Linked DNA regions of Homo sapiens: all the other regions are linked to region 2. Evidence: chromatin loops called from intact Hi-C (ENCODE). Cell type or tissue: A673. All regions are shown on one strand.

Region 1 (8,000 bases), 420 kb after region 2:
CATTAATCCACTACTCTCTGGAATTACTTTTTTTTTTTCTACGAACACTTAAGAGTTTCTCTAAAAGAATAACTTCCCAGGTCCTGAGGCCTCTGGAATTACTTTTTTTATTCTACAAACACTGAAGAGTTTCTCTAAAAGAATAACTTCCCAGGTCCTAATGCTTAATGCAGGAAGTAATATTAGTACTTTTTTTGTTGTTTAGTCTCTTTCTCTGACCAAATATGCCACCAACTTGAGTCTCATTGTCCCTAGCCCATTAGGAACAATAGAAGTTTTACCCCACTTCCCAGCCCTTTTCTTAGGAATGTAGGAATCTGGCTAGAAGGCACAACAACCTCCCACCTTCCTAGTAGACCAAGGATTCCTGTTGTCAGATGCAGTGGGCATGAAAGCAGCAATTTTACAGCACAAAAACTCCAATAACATTTACTTCGGTTGGCTGAGATTGCAATGCACACAGGCACTGCTCATTCTTGGTTGCTTAAGCACCAGCTAGCTTCCCTTGGCTTTTTGCCACTTTGTGCATTTCAGAGACAAGTCCTTTCAGGAGAAAGCATTTTGCTTGTAACTTGCAGTGGAGTAAACAGACCATTCAGGCATAGTTTATTGCATTACAAACTCAACTATGCGAACTATCCCAAAATTGAATACAACAAAGTAATTAGTGAAATCATTTGGTCATGAGAATTCATAAAGAGGAATTGTCCTATTTAAAAAATAAAATTTTTCTTTTCTAAAGAATTATTTAAAACTTTATATTTAGAGAATGGTAGCTTATCTCTTATAAGTTTTACTTACATAGTGAAGCTTAAAGTGACCAATTTACAAGTGTCTTCCCCTTCCCACTCCCCTGTAGCCAGCACTTTGTTGAATTCATTTGGGAAATCTTAAGAGGGCACCCACGTTGCATTATAAAGCAAACACTGAAATGACGATGACCCACTCCTACGTAGACTGAAGTGCTGGCATATCAACCCCATGTTACTATATAAAGAATAGGCAGAGAAAAGCATACAAAAACATCTCAATAGCCTGACTCAGGCTGAACTAGGTAAAATGTGCATACACATTGTGGATTCCCTAGAAGACAGGCAAGGGAAGGCAAGAGGGATGTGCATTAGGTTACCCTAGAGGCAGTATTCATCTAATCAAGAGTTCATTCATTCCTGCAGCCAGTTTTTAAAATCATACATCTAATGTGTACTGAAAACCAGTTGCTAAATATGGTTACCAGACATTTTCTTCTTCTACAAGATTGTCCTAGGTTCTGTATTTGTTTTTTTGTGGAGCTTTTTTCGGAGAACTTTAAAACAAAATTATAAAATCTCATGTAAAATCAAAATTAAATGACTTTTTCTATTCAACATTGTATCTAATTATTACCTGTTTATAAACCAATCCTGTTCATAGGGTCAGAGCAAACTGCGGCTTTCAAAAGGATATTAATGGTTAGTGCATTTGTTAACTGGGACCCTATTTATTGTTCCTGTCCAACTCAGATCACTCGTGTGTGTGAACTAAGTACTCTGAGCTTCATTAGAATCGTAATTGTCTGTAAGTAAACTGTGATGTACTTGAATTTCTACAATTGTGCTTATTTTTCACATTTTGTTCAAATAAACCAGGGCTCAGCTCTTAACATTTTCAAATACTTGTTTCATTTTAAAAAAGGACAGGGGCCTTATTTGAGCTAACAGATGAGCCCTCATTTCTACGGAACCCTAAGCAAGATCCTATCAATCCATGTGCTAATGGTCTTTTTTATTGATGAATTTGGCCCTTGCTCTGTTGATTGAATCTACATATAGTCTCTAGCCAGTGATGCTTAAATAGAAGCCACAGGGTACAACATTTTGGAGTTGAAGTTCAGACCACACAGTCTCCCTTTCTGCATCCCACAGATTCTCATCTGTGCTCTCTCCCCCAGCCTCCAGCTGCTGCACTGTCACCAGCCCAGCTGAGATTCAGAATCACTTCTGGTGTGGTTCTGTCCCTCAGGTACCCTTTATGTGCCTCAGAAACACTTTTACCTAGATGTCTCTCTACCATTCATACATGTTTACAGTGATTTCCTTCTGAGTAAATATATAGAACTATCAAAATGTCTAACCTGCCCGTTACTCAGTTGCAGTCCTAGTTTACTTCCCGCTTGATCTGATTGATTCCGTTTCTTTGGAGTATTAGAAAGAGAGAGAACTTGCCCGATACCTTCTGCTTTCATCTACGGCTACGATCCGATTTCCTTCCCTTGAATGCATGAAGGAAGGGTTTAAATGGCATCTGAGGTAATCGTGAGTTTCTGGGTTACTTTGCAGTGGTTTGCCCTCGATGGAGTGCACAAGAGGAAAGAATGGGAATAGCCCTGCCCTGCCAGTGCGTGCCTGTAGCGAAAACGCTTGGAAAACAAGTGATGCACTCCTAATGAATTGTGCTTTTGGTTCTTTGAATGTGCACAGCATCTCCATCAGGTTTTTACAGCTGGACTCTAGCTGTAATTGCTACTGGGATGAGATGCACAACATGGGGTGTTGAAGCTAAGAATTTGTAGTGTTTTAGTGGCCAAAAATACATGGCATGGTAGGAGCATCAGGCCTCATGAAATTCACACTTGTATATCTTCATGTTCCTCACCCGTTTCTGACATGCCGCTGATTTGCCAACAGGCTACTCTAGATGAAGGGGATAAAAATGGCAAAGCTGAAAGATGTTGTTTCTTAAAAGATACTGTGTATCAGTGGAGTAAGAGGAAGTAGATTGGGGATATAAATGCATAAAAAGGCCTCTGTAGTCATTCTTCAGTGAAGACAATTGGTATTAATCTCATCAATGCAACAAAACAAAAAAGATAACAATTTTAATCTTATTATAGCACAAAATGGCATGCATTAAAGTATTTCTCCTAATGTAAACAATAATTCTATATTTCTGTAGCATCAGCTCTCAGATCCCTTGTCCTGATTTGTCATTAGATATAAATCAGTTTTTATGCTTCTTCCAGAGAAGCTTTAAAGCCTAATGTTTCCTTATTGGAGATGTTATAATTCCAAAGAGGGTAAAATTGATAGTTTCACAGAGAAAAGTATCCTATCCAAAATTATGATGTAAAAGAATAATCCAAATGCCCATGCTGATCCACCCTTATGGTTATTTAAGGTATAATCAGTGAGGCTTGGAATTTAATGCAATTCCATTGGCATCATAATTTTCCAGGGTGTCAGCTGTGACCACTGAGTTCCCAACCCAGTTAAATTATTCTTTCACATTATTCTTTGCATTTTCTGTTTTCTTCTTTCTTTCTTTTCTCTTTATTCCTCGGGATTTTTTTTTTTTTTTTTTTTTTTTGAAAATCAATCCCTGTTGTGTCCATCCAACCAAAATATTTTATAGCGCTTACGTTAACTGACATTTTAAAAGCAGTTTATGTTGTAGATATTAATTAATCCTGAGAACAGTACAATGCTCAGGAGAGAATTATTTGAATTAAATTTGTCAAAAGTGGTATAATGCAAAGATTGCCCTAACACTGCTGAAAGGAGTAATTTTCGTTGTTTCCATAGAAATGAGGAGTTCCTTATTCTTTGGTCCTTACTCAGATCATACTACTTTTGTTTAATTACAATGAAATAGTAACCACTAATCAAAAGATTCTTTGTTCTATTTAGAATTCAAACTTTTGTTCTCCTGAACATATTTACCTGCCTTTCTAGGATTACTTTCTAATGGCAAAACCAGAAAATGGCAACATGAGAGCTGAATTGAGAAGAAAAATGCTTACCTTATGCAAGCACCCTGTAATAAACTTTGAGATTTTCTATTGATTTTTTTAATGCCCAGCGTTTGTTGTATTCTTTTTATAACATTTTTTCATTCCACGGTCATTTTAAGCTTTATTTCATTCACAGTTTCTTTACACCTCTTGCTTTTATTGAAATTTAATTTGAGAAATGGATAATTAAGAATCCTTCTACATTCTATAGAGAGTAACTAGCCCCATGGTTAATGGGTACAAATAAATAGAATGAATAAGATCTAGTATTTGATTGCATAACAGAGTGACTGTAGTCAATAATAATTTAATTGTACATTTTAAAATAATTGAATATAATTGGATTGTTTATAACACAAAGAATAAATGCTTCAGATGATGGATAACCCATTTACCCTGATGTGATTTATTACACATTGTATCCCTGTATCAAAATATCTTCTCATGTACCCCACAAATATATAGACCTATTATGTACCTATAAAAATTAAAAATTAAAAAAAGGTTTTTTTTTTTTTTTAAAAAAAGAGTAACTATCCCCACAACAGTACATCACAATCACACACACACACCCTGAATCCTGGCAGCATTGCAGTACACAGGAATACGTTACTTGAATTGAAACTGCAAAAGTAGTTTAATGCAAACACACACCCCCACATAAATACACTTTTATTTATTAAAAGACAAGGAAACTAAAAAACTGAAGTATGAAGGCCAATTGGAATAATAATGTGTGTTTTACAATTTTTTCTCAAATTTCCTCTTTAACATTAACTCGAGAGTAGATTCCATTCCCAAGGTGATTCAGCCATTCAATATTTCAAAACTTTCGTTATTCCCTCGAGCTCAGTGCCCCCTCTACTGCTTCTCCTACAAACAGTGATTTCCCAGTAATGCCAGCAGAAGCAACAGTGAAGCTAATGCAGTCACTCTGCTAGGGAAGAGAAGTTTTCAAGAGAGGCAAAGGCACAGTTTCCCTTTTTCTTTCCTACCAGTTAATGCCCTCAGTGGGTGGTCATGCCTGCTCTGTTCTTGAACAAAGGACTTCCTTCTCAGGAGCAGCAGGAATAAAACCGACAAGTATCACATCTGTTTCATGCTGCTTCTCCAGTTCCCATGGGATAGCACCACGTCTATAGCAGCAGTTCTGATGGTGCCACAGGGAAACAAGGCAGTAGGACATCATAAATGAACAGATCCTGCTTGAATGAAAGAGAAGGGGAAAAGAAAATACTAAATAACAATATAATGAACAGTGGAGAAGTAAAAGGGCAAAGATACAACTCCTCAGAGAAGACAAATGTTTTAGAGATAGTCTCTATTTGGTGTAAGGTCTGAGTGTTGACATATGTACGTATTTTAGAAGTAGTGTAGGATAGAGTACATCCATTCCTCTCCGTTCATGGCCAGAGAACTGGTCCTGCGTGAAGAATGCACGGTTTAATTTGAGGAACATTTCCAACGGGTCTTAAATTCTGGCCTTTGCTGTTACTGTCTACAAATGGGAAGAAAAGTGGTAGGCAAATTTAAAAACCAAAGAGGATTTAATAATTATAATTAATAATTGAAAAAAAGACAAACTAAGACTCAAAACATTGATGGGAATTTATAAAATTGGATTGGATGATGTTTGTAGAGCTCTGTAAATTTATTAAAAATTGTATTTATGAATTCAAAATTTAAAATTATAAATATATAAATATGTAAATAAAAATGATTTTAAAAATTAACTGATAATAGCTCTTTACAATTTTTAAAATCCCTCCGAATATAGAATAGCATAGGAAAATGCTCATGTTAGTGATACAAGGAAGATAGCAAAGCAGAACTATGCAGTACAATCTTGATTTTGATGATATTTGTATATTAAAAAAAAAAGGAAAGAAACAAACCAAATTTTCCCTGGGTAATGGATTATGGATAGTTTTAGTTTTTCTCTTTTCCCAGTGTTTTTTAGATTTCTGTAGTTTTGTTTTTTCTAAATGTTTGCACTGAAAGTGTAATATTTTATGATGAAAACATACAAAAATTTTAATGGGAAGACTTTTTGTCAGTACCTGCCAGAATTGTTTATATGGATAAACAATTTCAGTTTTTCATTTCTCTGAATGGATCCTGTAGAATTCTATAGAATAGTTATGTAAGGGATTATTTAAGTATTACATGGATATTAAAAACAACCTAAATGCCCATCAAAAGGGAATTCATGCTGTGTCATAATACTATTCAGTTGTTATAAAAGAATGAACCTTCACAAGTATATATTATGTTGGTGAAAAAGTAATTGCTGTTTTTGCCATTAAAAATAATAGCAAAACTGCAATTACTTTTGCACCAACCTATATAAGACATATTGTGCATATATGTATATAAACAATACTGTGTATATCCAGATAGATAGATAGACAGATAGATAGATAGATAGATAGATAGATAGATAGATAGATAGATAGATACACACCCTAACTTGAAAAAAATACCTATGTTCTATTGTGGAGTAGATAAAGCAATTTGTCAAACTTAATATAAAGATAGATTGCATTTTCACAAAATGTATGTGAGAGTAAGATTGTCTAGGCAACCTTAGGCTGTATAAGAAACATAAACATCTATTCTTTTAAGTGAACTAAGTTTTAATTTTGAGCCACTATTCCAACCAGTGGTAGAAACTCATTAAGTAGACACAGTCAAATCAGAGTTTCTTATTAACTTATCCCATCCTAGGAATGAGATTATGAAAGTGTCACGGGATGGTGAGTGCCATATGCTGAATTGTGTCCTCTCAAATTTATATGTTGAAGTCCTACCCACAATTATTTTTTAGGACTTCTATCCTCCACAACTGTGAGAAATAGTTCTGTTGTTCCAGCCGCTGTTGCCTCATGTGTCCACACTCATCACAAGACCCTTTCTGAACTCTGTTCTTCTCTTAGTCATTTCCGTGCCATTTTTCACTCAAGAAAATGTATGGCTGCCCTACCGTGACACCCTGGGCATAGTGGGGGTTGGGGTTGGAGCAGGCTGCCACTTTGAGGCTGTCTCAGTTTCATCTGACTGAACACCCTGCACAGCCACCTTTACTCCTATCCTATGCTACTTTACCCTCCTGGAAAAGGGGCAAGATCTTGCCATACCCTGATTCATCTTTTGTTTCTGTTATTATATCCAACTTTGTGGGGGGTGCAACATGGAGCGCAACTTCTCAACACAACAACACCGTGCCTAATTCTCTTCTGCTCCAGTCATGCAATCACAGTCAGGTACTGTGGGGGTCAAGGGGCCAGGTGCTGGAAAAGTGAACTCTGAGTACTCAGAAATTCTTTGCCAGCCTCATTGTTTCTAGCATAAGTCCAAACTTTTGAAATTTAAAGATCAATACTTTATTTATTCTTTACTTCTGCTTTAACAACTTTTTTTTTCCTAAGGCACCATGTACTCACAGAATATGGAGAAAGGTACAGGAGAAGATACAGTGGTGGTGATGGTAGGAAACCTTGATGAATATTTCAAAATGTTACTCTGGTACACTGGGTTATCTTGAAAGTTAGGCTTAGAGCTGGGCATGGTGGCTCACACCCGTAATCCCAACACTTAGGGAGGTTGAGGCGGGTGGATCACCTGAGGTCAGGAGTTCAAGACCAGCCTGGCCAACATGTCGTGCATATGTAGAGACAAAATGCCGTCTCTACAAAAATACAAAAATTAGCCAGGTATGATGGTGTATGCCTGTAATCCCAGCTACTTGGGATGCTGAGGAGGCAGGAGAATCGCTAGAAACCTGGAAGGTGGAGGTTGCAGTGAGCTGAGATCATGCCACGGCACTCCAGCCTGGGTGACAGAGCAAGACTCCATCTCAAAAAAAAAGAATTTAGGCTTAGAGAGGGGAAGGGGAAACTTTCACTTTTACTTGATATAATTCACTTGATATAATTCACTTTCACTTTTACTTGATATAATTCTATATTATTAAATAATTATCCCTTTAAATAAAAAGTTAATCATTTTTATAAGCTTCATATCAATTGATCCTTATAACAATACTATGATGTAGCAGGGGCAGTTACTATTAACTTGTATTTTAACAGATGAATAAATGAAGTCATTCCTACACATTAAAAGTATCTTTTGATCTGGAACAAGTAAGATAAAATGAGAGGCAAACATATAATGAGTGCTTTCAGTGAGTAAGGAATACACTAGGAAAAAAGCTGTTACAAATATCCTAATA
Region 2 (8,000 bases):
TAAATAGAGACTGAAGATAAATGCAGAGCTCCATTAAGCCAGGACTCTAAGCTAGGAATCTCACATGCACCCTCTCTTCCTTCCAGCATCCTCTTAGTTTATCTTCAGTTTAAGCTTGTTCTCCCTTCTCTTTCCCCTAACTCAGATTCTCTCACTGCCAATTTCCTCCCTCTTTATAGACTCTTAGCTCATAATCTTCTCATGGCCTACTTTTTTCTCCTCCTAGATATCTTATCCAAGGATAAAAGAGGGGAAGGTGAATCCTGGTCTTTCACAGATTTTGTGGATTAAAAGTGCTGGACTTGGAGTACAGGGCTAAGAAAGAAGTGTTAGGTAAACACAGAAAGAAATTTGGATGCTTCTCTGCCCAGGCCAGATTCTTCTTTCCCCCAGTCTGCTCTAGAAATGCCTGGCTTCTTATGTTTTTCACTAAAGCAAACAAAGCCAGAGCTACGTCTTCATCAGGTAAACTAAAAATCAGATCACATGGCCCGTAGGAGCTTGCTGTATTTCAATATGACTCTTCTACTGTTTCATGGCTTTATTCCACAACTCTCTTTTCTCAGAAATGCATCACGCCACAGAGAAAACCAAGCTCTGCTGTCTTAAGCACCAAAAATGAACCAAAGTTTGGCCAGGTGCAGTGGCTCACACCTATAATCCCAGCACTTTGGGAGGCCGAGGAGGGTGGATCACGAGGTCAGGAGATTGAGACCATCCTGGCCAACATGGTGAAACCCCATCTCTACTAAAAATACAAAAATTAGCTGGATGTGGTGATGCGCGCCTGTAATCCCAGCTACTAGGAAGGCTGAGGGAGGAGAATCGCTGGAACCCGGGAGGCGGACGTTGCAGTGAGCCGAGATCACACCACTGCGCTCCAGCCTGGTAGCAGGGTGAGACTCGGTCTCAAAAAAAAAAAAAAAAAAAAAAAAAAAATTCCAAAAATGATCCAAAGTTTTAGGCAAGAGGATAGCTTTACCTAGAAGGTTGTTAGAAATATCTTTCTTTGTCTCACTTGGGACGTTTGTACCCTAAGAGTAGTGGTGTTTCTGGTGTCATCTTTAAGCAAAGAAAGAAAGAATTCCATGACCCATGTGATGATGGCTTAGGTTTCCAGACTAAGGTAATTCACACAACTGTGGCCTAATGTACTTCTGACATCAGGATTTATGGATGAACCAGGTTTAGTCTCTTAGAAAAATCAGCTATGAGTTGAATACAGACTTGAAGTGAAAGTAAAGACGAAATATCAAAATATCAAAATCTTATGTTGTATTTTAAATTTCTAAAGTCTTAAGGAAGTTGTCTATGTCCATTTCAAATGGGTGTAACGGTCCATGACAGGCTTTGAGAAAATAGCATATGACCACGAACTTCGTCGTAAGTATGTTGTTAAGAGTGGCGGTGGTATTGATGATGTAAACATCTTTCCTCTCCTGGCATTAACAGACAGAAATGTGACTTGTAGATTCAGTTTCTCCCAACCAACACATATGTAAGAAGAATGTGAAACTCACCTCTCTGCTTACATATCCTTAGTTGATAGTTCACAGACAAGAAGTTTTGTGAGACTGAACCCTAAATGATCTGTTAATGATTTGGGATTTTAAACAGTTTGCTCTGAAAGCTGGTTCTTGTAATCAAGTTTGACATGAAAATAGTACTGTCATTAAATTCAAGGAAATACCACAGTTTAATGCTTAATCACATTAAATTTCAGATAATTTGTATGTCATGAAGCTGTATTTTGGAAACATCAGTTGGAGCTTTACTACTGAGCAGACCATATATCTACATAGACTCTTAGTCTCAGAGCACTACAGTATCAAGTTGTAGTTTTGGAAAGCTGGTATGGAAAAAAAAAACACCTGTTTATTAATTGCATTGAAATGTTTTAGGGAATACCTCCATGTAATTAAAGTGGCAATGATAATGAATAATAGGGCTACAATTACTTTCTTCTAGAACCAGCTTCTTTCTTTCAAGGGAAAAATTCTTGCCCCGTCACTTGCCTCATGAATTTCCAGGAGTGTTCCTTGCCTCTGATTTGAAGCATGCTATTGTTGTTCTTTTTTCAAGCAGTTCTGATTCTTTGTCCTACACATTTTTGTGTATAGATGTTGTCTGGGTGATGGAAGGGTAGAGATTAAACTGAATTTCTTGCAGGGTCAGTTTACATAGTGAGTTCTGAAAGGGCTGGGTGGAAGATTTACATTTTCAAGCAAAATCATTGAAATTACGGTGAGTAAAACATATGATAAGGATATTAACACATACCTAATAGGTCACCCATACTCACGTGGGAGTTTTAGTACTTCTTAGTAATTCCATTTACTTGACACAAATGGTTTTGGCTGATTGCTCTAACCTATCACCATACCTTGAGCAAAACAACTGATGTCATTCAATAAGGAGTTAGGATCCATTAAAGAGAAGCCCATTATAACAGCTTATACAATCTACAATGCAAATGAGAACACTGTTTCAACATAAGATGAAAAAGGCATTCTGAAAGAGGCTAAAGTATTTTCTAAATTTTAAAAAAGAGCTAGTCTTGACGCCTAAGATTTCTTAAATATTTTTCAAAGTGTCAACTCAGAATTGTGGAATCTGTCTTTTGTCTTCCCACTGTAAGGATTCAAACTTCTCATAATGCACAGAAAGATCTCCAGTCAGCATCCCCCCCCACCCAATACAACGTTGTGTTAAACTTCATCCAATTGTCCAGCTAATTCTTGTGCTTCTCCAATTTTACTGGATATGATGTTTTTATTGGGGTTCATGGAAGCATGGCTAATGACATCAGCAAGCTTTGTAATTTCTCACTGCCAGTTTTCTACACAACTTACACTTTTGTCACTCAAACTGCACCAAATTGCTCCAACAATTAATCTTAAAGCGCAGGAGTAGGGGGACTTTTAAATGGACCCCTTCTTGGGATTTTGTGTTAAAAACAGGAAAGTTCCCATGAGTGAAGGGGATAAGTTAGCTTTTCCAGCCTCTGCCTCTCCCCAAGTCTCACTCTTCTCTGCCACCTCCCCCCCCCCAAAAAGGAATGAATTACATTTCTCTTCTTGTCCTTTAAATGAATAGCATAGTTTGGGTGAAATTATCAGGCAATTGCATGCCTTTTATGCAGATAATGCTATTTGATGAAAGCGGTGTTTTGATCTGCTAAGGATAATACAGATCCAGGGTTGGATTCATTGGTGAGAGTAAAGCTGTCTTCTGTGATAACTTCATCTCAGCATGAGGTCAGACGGGGAAAACTGGGATGGGGGATTAAAAAATGACACAGTCGGAGCAGTATTCAGTTCCCTGCTGTGCTCCTGGCTGCACACTATAGCTTATGTTTCTGATCTGTTATGGTATTGTCTGCCTTTCTCTCTCGGAGCAGAAAGAGATTGCTTAAAACTTTTCTTTTTTCAGCTAGAGGGATTAGTTCTGTGCAGCTTTTTTAATTAAAGAAACTGTATCTTTTTCAAGGCAATTTAAAGCTGCAAGGGAAGACCCATCAACATCCATAACTTAGTACTATTATCTGTAACAAAGTCTAAGCTCTAAATTTGATATTCAGAAATAGGGGAAAGGAGCTATAGAATTCTGTTGTATTCTTAACCTTCAGTGGTTGCTCAAATCCCTAAATGAAGAATAGTAAATAAATTATTTTGTGTAAGTCCTGAATATGTTTCTATAAGTAGTAACTTTCAGCCTCTTTGCTTTTTAGCCTAGCTGAGCTTGCTTAATTAAATCTTCATGATGATAGCGAAGTGCACTTGCAAATGGTGTAAGAGGAAATAGATTTGACTATATATCCTTTTCTTTACCCAGAGATCATTTTTAAACATTTCCATTCTACTGAAAGTGATAACAGTAGAAAAGGTCTGCTTAATATGGGCAATTTGCATTTAAACAGTGCAAAGTACAACATTATGGTACTTTATCACGACGAATCTTTGCATGTGTGATAAGCGGTCATCATCTTTATTAATCTGAGGGAAGCATGGATTGAATCTATCCAAAGTGATGATGAATTTGTCAGGACATATACATTTGAGTTGAATTTATAGCTCAATTTAACCCAGGTTAATGTCGAAAATCCTCAAATGTTTCAAATAAGGCCCATATGGTTATCACTTTACAAAGCACACAGGCTCTGCGCTTCAGTTGCAACATACACATCTCCAACTAAATTCCATGCCAGATCAATTAGAAACAGTCCTCCTGAGCAGACAGGAACAAACAAAGATTGTTTCCCCAATACCAGCTGAACCCTTGTCTTGAAGAAATGAAAAGCAGTCATCTTAGGCTCTACACTTCTTACCACTAAAAATCCAAAGGGAATTTGGAGGACGACAGGGTTTTATAAATAATGTCATATTTAATATAAAAACATGAGTATCTACATGTTATAGGTGCTTGCTACAATTTGTTTCCAAATTTCGATAAACATCATATCCTACTGAAAAAGAGAAAACCAAAATTTGATCTCTTTGCCTTTTCTCATTGTTTTTGTCTTTACTTCGCATTATGATTCTGAGAAAAGTCAACCAAGGTCAAAAGTGGTTCGTTGTAATGACCAGAATTTTAAAACGATGTCCCATTAAAAACTTCATGGTCAGAGAAGTAGAACAGTGTACTTAAATGCATTTTCAAGGTAAATTTTATTTATGACATACCCCTGTTTAAAAAAGAAAGTCAGAGGGGCTAAAGACAATGAAAATATTTTATTCGTGTATCCACTCATTCGTTCAACAAACATTTATTGAGCAGCTCCTATATGCCAGCCCATGGGCTAGGCTTGTGTGTCCAAAGAGGCATAAGGTTGAGCCCCTACACTCCAAGAGTGCTCAGCTATTAGGAAAGACCTATGCAAAAAACAGTGCCATCCTTTATTACATGCAGAAAACACAGTGGAAGCACTGCCAACGGGAGGAGAGTATCACTAATAGGTACTTTAAAAACTATGTGTTCCAGGGGCCCCGGATGCAGAGCATTCCAGACTAAGAGGTCACCAAAGGGAGGAGAAAGAGTAGGGCACTTCTGGGAAATAAAAAGATGTTCAATTTGTCTGATACTGAATTTAGTCACTTGATACCTATATTTTTAACCTATATTTACAAGTTAACATATAAGCTGGACCCTGAAATATCTAACGGGTGTTGTTTGACTAAAAAATTGTCCTGTAGTGTCACTATTGTATCATAAACCTTGCCAGCAGCTAATGCCTACCTCGAGTACACTATATACGCTTCTCACTGAAAAGTTGTTTATAGAAAATATGACAGATGTTAAAAGGCACTCTATGATAACTCTTAAAAAGGTTCCAACTTTCACTGTGGAATAATGTAGCAAGTTTTAAATACGTTCACAGAGCTAAACCAAAACCGAAAGTTCCACATGTTAAAAGACGCTGGTGTTCAAAATCCTTCGCAAAACCTGGGGTCTTTTATGAGGCTCTAGCCAAAGCAAGGGAGCCCCTGGGTGGTGCTACGCAAATGCATTTCCACCGAAGGTCGGAGCCACGCGTAAGGCCCGGTTTACACCATGGAATACAAACGAATGTACTGGAGAAGCATGGTCCCAATTAAAGGTTGCTTCGTCTCATCACCAGTCCATTCAGTGGCTCCAAAATGCATGCACATTGAGAGAGGCTTATCTTGCTTTAATTAAGATAATGAAAGCATGTTTTCCTCTACAAACAGTCATTGAATTTTATGACTTTGTCAGTGATCGAATTAAAATATTTGTTTTATAGTTCCCTCAATCTAACAGCCAAGGGATAAGTTATTTTTTTGCCAGTGGGGGGAAAACCCCACCCAATAATAACTTTGTCTACTTGAGAGACTTCCATGTAAAATTTAAGTTTTAGTGTTGTTCACTGTTGCAGATTAATTGCTTGCTACCTGTGAAGGCACTTGTGTAAGGGAAACACCTCAGGTGCCTAGAATTTGGGTTTTGCTCAGTGGCTACCAGCCTTTAGCCTCTGTTCTAAAGTGGCCCATCACCTATTTGCTGTTCTCAGTTGAGACATAAGCTCCTTTTGGGCATATGTGGGTTATTGGCTTTCCTGAGCCTGAGGGGTGAGCTGGAAGGTCTCGGTACCTGAGATTTGGCTCCCCTGGTCATTTCTACCCCGTTCCTCATCGTTCCTAGGGTCTCTTGAGTGGGAGAGGTTGCAGCCGGGGCAGCAACTGGGTTTGAACCCAGCAGACAGGCCGCTCATGCCTCCGTTTGCTAAAGCAGATGTAATAAAGTCCAAACAATAGGTAAACTCCAGTGATGTCCACAAGTGTCCTTGGAGAGCCTAATACCTGCCTGACCCGGCGGTCCCCTTCTGCACGCCTGAAAGCCTCGCGTGTTAAAGGAGGAAGTGGCTGCGGAGACCCTCGAGTCTGCACGGGCAAGAGGCACAAACAGCTGCTACCCGGCCCCTTCAGTTCCAAGCTGGCTCTTTAGGACAGGAGGAGAAAACGGACAGACCCCAAAGGGGAGAAAGGGAAGGCGCATGTGATGCTGACTAAAATGGACAGGTGTCACCTTCAGGTGGGCAGCGACACTCGGCTGAGACTTGACCCGCGGGGAGGCGGTGGAGCAGCAGGGCAGGGTGCTGTTGGCCTTGCCTCAGTAGTGGGGCAAGAACCTGTCTCCTCTTCCCCAAAATGAATCCAGAGGTTCGGCCCATTATATCCCTCCCCCCCGCCCCCCAGCCCTTTGAGAGGCTTCCAAAGGCCCCAGGCATGCATTCCTAGGACTAGGGCTAGGCGAGGGTTGCTGGGCCACATTTTCCTTTTGGAGAGCTGCGCATCTGTGTGGCAAGAGGGGCCCACGGGAGGGCGATGCCGCCAGCTCGGTCCCATTATCCCGAGCACGACCGGCTGCGTTCACACCGCAAAGTCACCAGCCGCGCCGGGCAGAGTTTGCTGAGAGCGGCCAGAGGCTTGCAAAACAGACAGCGATGTCTTGCATTTCTTCTCCCGCTCCAGTTTTTATTGCTGCGGAGGGCACGACGTGAGCTGCCCGCCATCCCCGCCCTCTCTTGACAACAGCTCAGTGAGGTAAAAAGCATGATGGTCACGTAGCGAGCTGCCTCTCTGCTTTCCAGGGATTCATCCGAAGGAGGAAGCGTGTGGTAGTTTGGCACTGCACAACATCAGCTTTTCCTAACGGCCTCAAATGATGGAACTTCTTTGTGTGAGAGACAGAGAGAGACCCAAATTTAACACACGTAAGCTGCCTGGATTACAGGCGCAGGCAGACGTAGAGGAGGACCCCTGCGCGCTTTGTCCACCAGCGACGCCTGGCATAGAGTGCGCAGGGCCGTATTAATGAGTTCTAGAGTATTTTTTTCTATTTTGCAACCATAGTGTGAACGTTCAGCATTGCATACTGAAAAACTTTGAATCTCATGTAAGAAGGAACTGGGCTAGAGACAGGAGCCAAGATTTATTACCATTTCTAAGTTTTATGAGTTCTATTGTTTTCCTACCTTTATTACCAGCGTTAGCTGTAATGAGGATTCTAGAAAAAAGAGCTGGAAAAAAGAAGCATCCCCTAACTCACACAATGTAGCACTTCAGTTCTGGCCTCTTTAGGATTGGGGCAGTGTCTCATCTCTTTATTGTGTATTCGTAGACAGTAAGAGGGAGTCTCACTTACTACTTGGAAAAGTTTTAAAGACCTAATACTTTTGTGTGTGTGTGGGAACTAGGCCACAAAAGTGCTTTATGAAAGAGTTTCCTTACGATCATGTCCGGATTCAAATTTCAAGTAGTTTGCATGATCTTCATGTAATATCTGGGACACACCTTCATAATTGACAAGCCTTTTTTTTATATAATAATAAGAATGGCTAAATGAGTGAGGGATATCATTCATCCGCCCCCATGACCTTATCTTTTTCAAGTGTGAAATTCAGTGGCAGAAGGAGATGGATCTATCCCAGGGCGACTCTAGATTCTTCCCGCAAAGATATGCGTGCTGCTTTCCGTCACTAG
Region 3 (8,000 bases), 300 kb after region 2:
TTTGCCCAACAACCACTGTAGAATACAACCAAAAAAGATGCAGTTATTCAACATACACTTGTACCTAACTTTGAGAACATTTTTACTTATGCTGGCTGCTTATATCATCTGTACTGAGGCTATCTTAGACTCTGTAGTTAAGGTGACATAGTGATATATTGATCTAATGAGTAATATTATGAAATTAATTCTAAAATACTCTAACTTCTTCTGCCTTAATTTTTAAAATTCATTTGAATGATCACATTGTACAAAGCTTTTGTTGAAAATCTTGCAAAGGCCTTTGGCCAAAAATAACATAGTTCTACATATTTTTACAGTGGTTTCTATTTCAGTCAAATGGCCACCAAGGATGATAGGCTCTGAAACATCTGGATGGTCCAGTGTCAAAATCTACACGTGGACACTTGCCTTTGTGGTCAGGATCTTCAGTTTGCCATGGCCTCAGGAGTTACATTTAACTTGCTCAGCATCGATTAATAGATGCCCTTATTTTGCCTTTCAATGACTCCAGATCTTTTGCAAGACTCAATTCCCTCTGTACAGATACATCTGTGAAGTTTGTTATCACTCTGAAGCTGAAAGTCCCCAGGACTAGACAGTAATTGAGTTTTCCTTACCTGACAGCCTCTGACTCTACCTGTTTTTCACTCTCCCTTCTCTCCTCTTTTTAGAGAACTCTCTTCTCCTATATTACTTACTGTGTATGTTTCTATGATTTCCCTTAAGCTGCTGAAGTTGCCCCTAGCAAGACCCTAAGCACATTGGCTTTTTATAAACCAAGACAGACCCTAGGTAGAAATTTGCCTAAAAGAATTTGTATATTTTTTCCTACAGGGTATTTTAAATAATGGAAATACGGTTTTCTACTTTAGTTTTAATCTAGGGATGTCCTGTGACGATTAAACAAGGCATTTCATGTGAAAGAACCTAAGGTGTTTCAGGCACATAATAGGCATTCAATAAATGTGAGAGGAATTCAAATCTAGAAGGTTTGAAGAAAAAATCTGGTGTGTAAACTAGCTGTCTCTATTTCCCCACCATCCACTTGGTTTTCAATACCCATTACCTCTGACATTCACCCCATTATTCTACTAGAATTATTCTCCTTTAGATCGAAAATTGCTTCTTCCTGCCAATTTCAAGACCTTTTCTTCAATCATTAGAAGTATTAATCTGTAACATGTATCTTTGTTAACCATCACCCACACCATTCCCTGTCCCAATTCTTGAAATCTCTACTTGGGGCTTCTTCGTCGTTTTACACTGCAGATTCTCTCCAACTTCCCAGACGGTGCCTTCTGTCTCCCCATTGGGTGAACTTCCTCTCTCTGGCCCCTCTATGTAAGCATCCACCAAGATTCCAGCTTGGCTGGTTGCTGTCTTCGTTTACTCATTGCCTCTGAAATCTCATCTGCTCTCGTAAGTATCACTGTTAGGGAACCAGGTTAGTAAATCTACATTATAGAACGAAACCCCCTTCTTCCAGCTGCAAACTCCTGGTGGGCACCTTTTTTTTTTTTTTTTTTGACGGAGTCTCGCTCTGTTGCCCAGGCTGGAGTGCAGCCGTGCGATCTCGGCTCACTGCAACCTCCGCCTCTCGGGTTCAAGCGATTCTCTGCCTCAGCCTCCCAAGTAACTGGGACTACAGGCACGCACCACCACGCCCAGCTAATTTTTTTGTATTTTTAGTAGAGACGGGGTGTCACCATCTTGGCCAGGCTGGTCTTGAACTCCTGACCTCATGATCCACCCGCCTCGGCCTCCCAAAGTGCTGGGATTACAGGCGTGAGCCACTGCAGCTGGCTCTGATGGGCACCTTTAAATACAGATAGCCAAAGCAATGCTCACTTCACTCCATTTCGTTTCTCTACGCCATTTGTCTTATCATAGAGCTTTCTACTCTTCCTGGGCCTACATGTCTAGATCTACAGCCTGATGACTCAAAGGTGATGGTTCTCAGCTACCTCCACCCCCAGTCCTACAGAGGAAGTTCAGAGAAGAGCCTTTAAGAAGATGAAAGAGATGAAAAACAGACCCATGAGGAAATGGTAGTAATAATGAGTTTAACATGACGATGTGGATTTTAAGGGAAGATTTGAGAATAATTATCATTAAGTATATGAAAGGTCCTTATTGAGAAAATGGTGACCAGCTGCTCCTCACTTCTGCGGAAGACCGTGCGGAAGGCATTGAGCATAAATTGTAGCTCTAGAGGTTTTTTTTTTTTTCGACTTTTATTTCAGGTTTGGGGATACATGTGAAGGTTTGTTACATAAGTAAACACGTGTCACGGGGTTTGTTGTAGATATTATCCCATCACCCAGGTATTAAGCCCAGTTCCCGATAGTTACCTTTTCTGCTTAAGTTAGAGACTCTTAAAATAGAATTGCCCTCAGTAAACAATGTAAAACATTGTAATGTATTACTTGGAATGGCTATGGCACGGAAGGGCTTTTTTTTAACCAAATAAATTCATCTGTGTGTGGTGTAATTTAGACTGGATTATATCTGAGAGCGATCTGGGAGGGTATCACAAAATTAGATCATGTATTAAGTTTATGTTCGGTTTTATAATCCTGTAATTTTTATAAACAAAAAATGTATGTATAGATTTTTCTAAAATAATGACCTTGAACTATCAATGGTGCTAGGTGACATTAGGTCACAGCCTCTGCCCTCGTGAGGTTTATGTTAGCTTAGGAGTATGTGAGAGAGACACAGACAGACAGACAGAAAGAGAAAAAGAAAACAATAATTACAGAATAGTGTGATGTATACATAGGAAAGAATCATTTTAATCAGCAAGCAATTTTTTAAAATCTGGATTCTTCATTTCCATTGACCCATCCATTCATCCATCCATCCACTCATTCCCAAACCAGCATTTATTTTATTTATTATTATTTTTTGAGATGGAGTCTCGCTCTGTTGCCCAGGCTGGAGTGCAGTGGTGCAATCTCCGCTCACCACAACCTCTGCCTCCCAGGTTCAAGTGATCCTCCTGCCTCAGCCTCCCTAGTAGCTGGGACTACAGGCACGTGCCACCACGCCCAGCTAATTTTTGTATTTTTAGTAGAGATGGGGTTTCACTATGTTGGCCAGGCTGGTCTTGAACTCCTGACCTGATGATCTGCCTGCCTCGAACTCCTGACCTTGTGATCTGCCCACCTCTGACTCCCAAAGTGCTGGGATTATAGGCGTGAGCCACTGTACCTGGCCCAAACCAGCATTTATTTGGTGTCTCTTTTGTGCAAGACACTATGCCAAATGTTAAGAAATCAGCAAAGAAATCGTCCCTATGCTCGTATGTTCGTGGTCTGGAAGGAGCTACAGACAAGTAGACAGGGAGCAGAATATAGTACGATGAAGGCAGGAAAAGAGTATTTACGGAGCTGAATGGGAATGCAGAAGAGGGGCCCATAAACTATTCTTGGTGAATCAGGCAAGGCTAAATGGAAGAACTGACTTCTAAGCCAAGTTATGAGCAAGCAGAAATTGGTCAGCTAAAATGCAGAGGTATGGAGCATGTACTTCCTCTATCCACAATGATGCATAAATATATGTGCATACTCATAAATCGTGTTCACAAAGTCAGAAAATCCTGAAAAACACATTCTATATGACTATATCATGAAAACACCTGAAATTAATAATTATTATCTAAATTTATTTGTCAATAAAGATATGTTAAACTATTTGCAAAAATATCTTAGTACATATGGATTCTTTTGAAATGGTTGATATTATAAATTGTAAAGGGTTAATATAAAAGTTTGTGTGATTTCTATGTTCTGTCCACTGCATAAAGGATTTGATCTATGCACGGCTATTGCCACTATAGACAACTACCCATCTGACAACACCACTGCACTAGTCACCAATGAATAATTCTTCCTTTCTAAACAATCAAAACAAAGTACTTATAGTAATACATTTAATTTCAAAGATTTTTGACATTCAACCAAAAATGCTTGGTCTTTTTGTTTGTTTGCTTGTTTTTTTAGAGATAGAGTCTTGCTTTGTCACCCAGGCTGGAGTGCAGTGGCACAATCATGGCTCACTGCAACCTCCACCTCCGAGGCTCAAGTGATCCTCCTGCCTCAGCCTCCAGACTAACTGGGACTACAGGCATATGCCAGCACACTCGACTAATTTGTGTGTGTGTGTGTGTGTGTACATATGTGTGTGTGTGTGTGTGTATATACACATATATATACATATATATACATACATACATATATACACACACACACACACACACACACACACACACATATATATATATATGGGTTCTTTTCTGTAGAGATGTAGTTTCGCCATGTTGCTCAGGCTGGTCTTGAACTCCTGGGCTCAAATGATCCATCATCTCAGCCTTCCAAAGTGTTAGATTACAGGCATGAGCCACCGTGTCTGGCCTGAGAACCAACACAAGTGTTTTGGGAATGGGTGAATGGAATGATGGTTGGAAACAGATGGTCCAGATTGAAGAATTTGCTCCATAATTAAAAACAATTCAATCATCTTTATTTATCACACTTCCATTTCTTTATCTTGGACTGCCAAAGAATACATTCAAAATACTCCCCAAAATGTATTCATATTATCAAAGCCTAAAAGTCAGGTGAACCCCAATAAGTTGCCAAGCATAGACACATACTGCCATCCCTGGGTGGGCCTAGGAATTAGTGTGTCTGCAGCCCCTGAATCCAATGTGCCAGGGATAAGCAGCACTCCCTCTAGCTTGGCCACTCCTGTCCTTCCCTAGTCATGGAGGTTACTGATAAAACTAGGCTTCCATATACTTCTCTGTGCTATAGATTGTCTTCTAACATTGTTGGACACCTGATGGCTTGACTTGGGTTGGGTCCTCAGCTCTTGCTACGTACTCAGTTCCTGGCATCCACAGCCCCAGCTAACTCTTGCTGGCCATCTGGATTTCTCTTGAAGCTCTGCCCTCCTGCCTCTCTCCTGCTCTCACCACCAGGTAGGAATGATGTCCCTACCTCACCCCCTTCCCTCCTACTTGGATAGTTGCCAGGACAGGACTGAAGCTCACTAAGCCTTTCGTATACAGCACATTGCTTGACTGCCCCCTACAAAGAGTCCAGACCTCATCACACACACCCAGATCCTGCTTCCTCCTCCTCCCTGCCTGCCCAGGCTGTAGAGGACCCAGTAGGCTCCTGCCCAAGGTCATCTGAATTAGGACAAAATTAAGGACCAGTGCTTTTGGCAAGCAGTGGACATGATTGGATATCTAAAGAAAGAGCCCTAAGTCTTCATCATGTATCAGATTCCACAAAGCATTTGGTTTTTGGGGGGTGAAATAATTTAACACCTTTAAAAGTAAAGAGAACTCACCTTTAGAAATGATTTCAGATGTGGGTCATTTATTATTGTGAAATAAATATGTCTATTGTGGGTGGATTTTTCCATAGGGTAAATCAAAGAAAGAATCACCTAGCTATTACACTAGCCTTTTAGATTTACTGTAGACATCTGTGAAAAATTATGAATTGGCCTTTATTACAAGACTTTGTTTTCAAACCTTTATTTCTGTTCCAATGTAAATGATAATCGAACTTTACTGGAGAAAAGACCCATGATTTTAAATATAGTTTTATGTCAGCTTATAGTTTTACATCAGAGTCCATATAGCTGTTAGAAAGTTATGTGCTACTGACAAAATAACAGTTGGCAAAACATAAGACAAAATCTACAATTTTATTCACAGGATCTAACTAATGTACCATTATTATTACCAATTGATCTCAGTGTGCTATAATTTTGGTAACAATTTCTTTGATATGCTTTTAAAAATATATATATATTTACAAATAAAGGTATAATTTTTAAGAGTCAGTCTAAACAGACTAGATTCTAGAGGGACAGACATATATTGACCTACGACAATCCCTAATTCCGGTGTTTAGGAATGTTTGTTAGCCATTTTTTTCCTCTATAAGATTACAGCTCTCAGAGGATACTAATATTGGCCTATTTGTTTCCTGACCTCTTGAGGTAATTTGAAAACACAGGAGAAATCGAGGACTATCCCTTTTTTTATTTTGCTCCTTCTCAAATCCACAAGTTATCAATTTTTAAATGGAATATTATGTTTCCAAATCTTTGGTGGGGCTTATCCTGATAAATTTTATTTAAACGGTGAACTACACTCCTAACAACCAGCTTTCTTTTTTGTTGCGATGGAGTTTTGCTCTTCCTGCCCAGCTGCCCAGGCTGGAATGCAATGGCGCGATCTGGGCTCACTGCAACCTGCAACCTCCACCTCCCATGTTCAAGTGATTCTCCTGCCCTAGCCTCTCGAGTAGCTGGGATTACAGGGGGATGCCAACACACCCGGCTAATTTTTTGTATTTTTAGTGGAGATGGGGTTTCACTATGTTGGCCAGGCTGGTCTCGAACTCCTGACCTCAGGTGATCCACCCACCTCGGCCTCCCAAAGTGCTGGGATTACAGGTGTGAGCCACCGTGCCTGGCCAATAACCAGCTTTAACTATTGAGTCAATACTGTCTAAATATTTAGAGAAATGGTTAAGCGGCAGGCTCCTGAGTCCATCAAACCTGGAACTGTGTTTAGGCCCAAGCACTCTGTAACTATGTGGGCACATGATTAACTTCTCTAAGCTCCAGTTCTTCATCTATAAAATGGGATGATATTACTCTTCTCATATGAGATTAGAAAATTAAATAAAAATGGTGTGTATCAAATGCCAGTCATAAAATGAAGTGCTTAGTGTTAGCTTTAATCATAATCATCTATTTAGTATAGCTATGAGTGTTTGATTTTGATTTTGTATTAGCACCTCTGACAATGTGGATTTGGTACTTAATAATTAGCGGGAAAGGTAATAATCTCAGTGTCGGTTACAATTCGATTTTTCTTCAAGGTTTTTGTCCTAAGGAGAGAGAGGTCAGAAGCATTCTTAATATGAAGCTAAGTTGGTGCCAGTTTGAAGTAACAGCTCATTTGTGGACTTTTTATTTTTTTTTTTAAATACAATTTGCTTTGATTTGGTTTGGTTCATGCATTTTTAAAAATCTTCCTCGTGGTGTTCGGTCATTAGATTTTTATGCCTAAAGAACTGAATTCAGTTTTAAGTAAAATTCATTTAATATTCCAAGTATGATTCCACGTGGTTATTCATTCACAACATAAAATAGCCACATAATTCAATATATTTGATAGTGTCTGCTCATGGAACTGTGGGGAATTCCGCAGATCTTAGACAAGAATTGCTTAAGTTATAGAAGGCGATATCCATAATGCTAATTATCTCTGACATCATCGATATGGCAAACTATAGTAGAAGAAAACAGAAGTTGAACGTGGGCCTCATTACACGTCTCTGTGGAACTCTTTGGTGGACTCCTGTATTTAAAAGACGGCAGTGATTTAATGTATGCATGGGGGTGTCCACAAAACTGTGTATCTTTTCTTGGGAAGATATATGTGGAAACCATCCTTCACTTTTCAACAATAGAAATTGTTTAAAACCATGTCTCTTCCTCTGCCTTTGCCCCATGGGCTGCTACTGCTACTGCTCAGCTTCGTTCAGTGTAAATCCTTGATTATTCTCAAAGGATCCCATCTTTGTCTAATTTGGAAATACATAATTAGTTTTGTATTCAGAAAAGGTGGAACTAGATATACATGTAGAATACTCCAGTACACTCCAATATAAAATTTTGCCTAACCTGTATGTAATACTTATATCTAATTAGCATTTTAAATGGAAATTTTAATAAATGCTATCAATCAGTGACCAATTTACATAGCATTCATCTGGGGAAATGAGCAGGTCAGAGGATCAGTCTTCTTGAGATTCATCTTGACCCAAACAATGGTTTAAGATCTTAAAACCTTTCATTCTTCCATTAGTGTGCTTATCTTTCTGCATTCGAACGTTCTAGTCCAAGTCCAGATTTGCTAACTTGTGGTTGTCAAAAATCAAGGAGTGCATTTTTGAAGCATA

The links. A loop is a pair of places that touch in the nucleus more often than their neighbours do. Peaks named below come from ENCODE experiments on the same cell type or tissue, not always from the same donor. Only the 100,000 strongest peaks of a DNase experiment are listed, where the experiment ranks them.
Region 1: a loop joins it to region 2, with 2.0 times the contacts of the local background. A loop is called at or near these places in 3 of 110 quality-filtered maps.
Region 3: a loop joins it to region 2, with 2.1 times the contacts of the local background. A loop is called at or near these places in 11 of 110 quality-filtered maps.

What each region holds. Positions count from the first base shown.
Region 1 is chr4:182,555,807-182,563,806 of GRCh38, forward strand. The region is part of intron 3 of TENM3 (teneurin transmembrane protein 3); the gene reads left to right. Among named protein-coding and RNA genes, the nearest start is that of TENM3, 320 kb to the left of the region's middle. RefSeq lists an enhancer at 4,437-5,290. In A673, a CTCF peak has its summit at 4,633; DNase peaks (open chromatin) are centred at 495 and 4,795; H3K4me3 peaks cover 557 bases; H3K27ac peaks cover 402 bases.
Region 2 is chr4:182,134,294-182,142,293 of GRCh38, forward strand. TENM3-AS1 (TENM3 antisense RNA 1) reads right to left here. Exons shown (of 5, transcript NR_125905.1): 5 at 4,365-7,191. It also overlaps a transcript of TENM3 not described here. Among named protein-coding and RNA genes, the nearest start is that of TENM3-AS1, 6.2 kb to the right of the region's middle. RefSeq lists an enhancer at 6,718-7,524. In A673, no CTCF peak of the experiment used is centred here; a DNase peak (open chromatin) is centred at 3,278.
Region 3 is chr4:182,438,604-182,446,603 of GRCh38, forward strand. All of the region lies in intron 3 of TENM3 (teneurin transmembrane protein 3), which reads left to right. Among named protein-coding and RNA genes, the nearest start is that of TENM3, 200 kb to the left of the region's middle. In A673, a CTCF peak has its summit at 4,682; no DNase peak of the experiment used is centred here; H3K27me3 peaks cover 625 bases.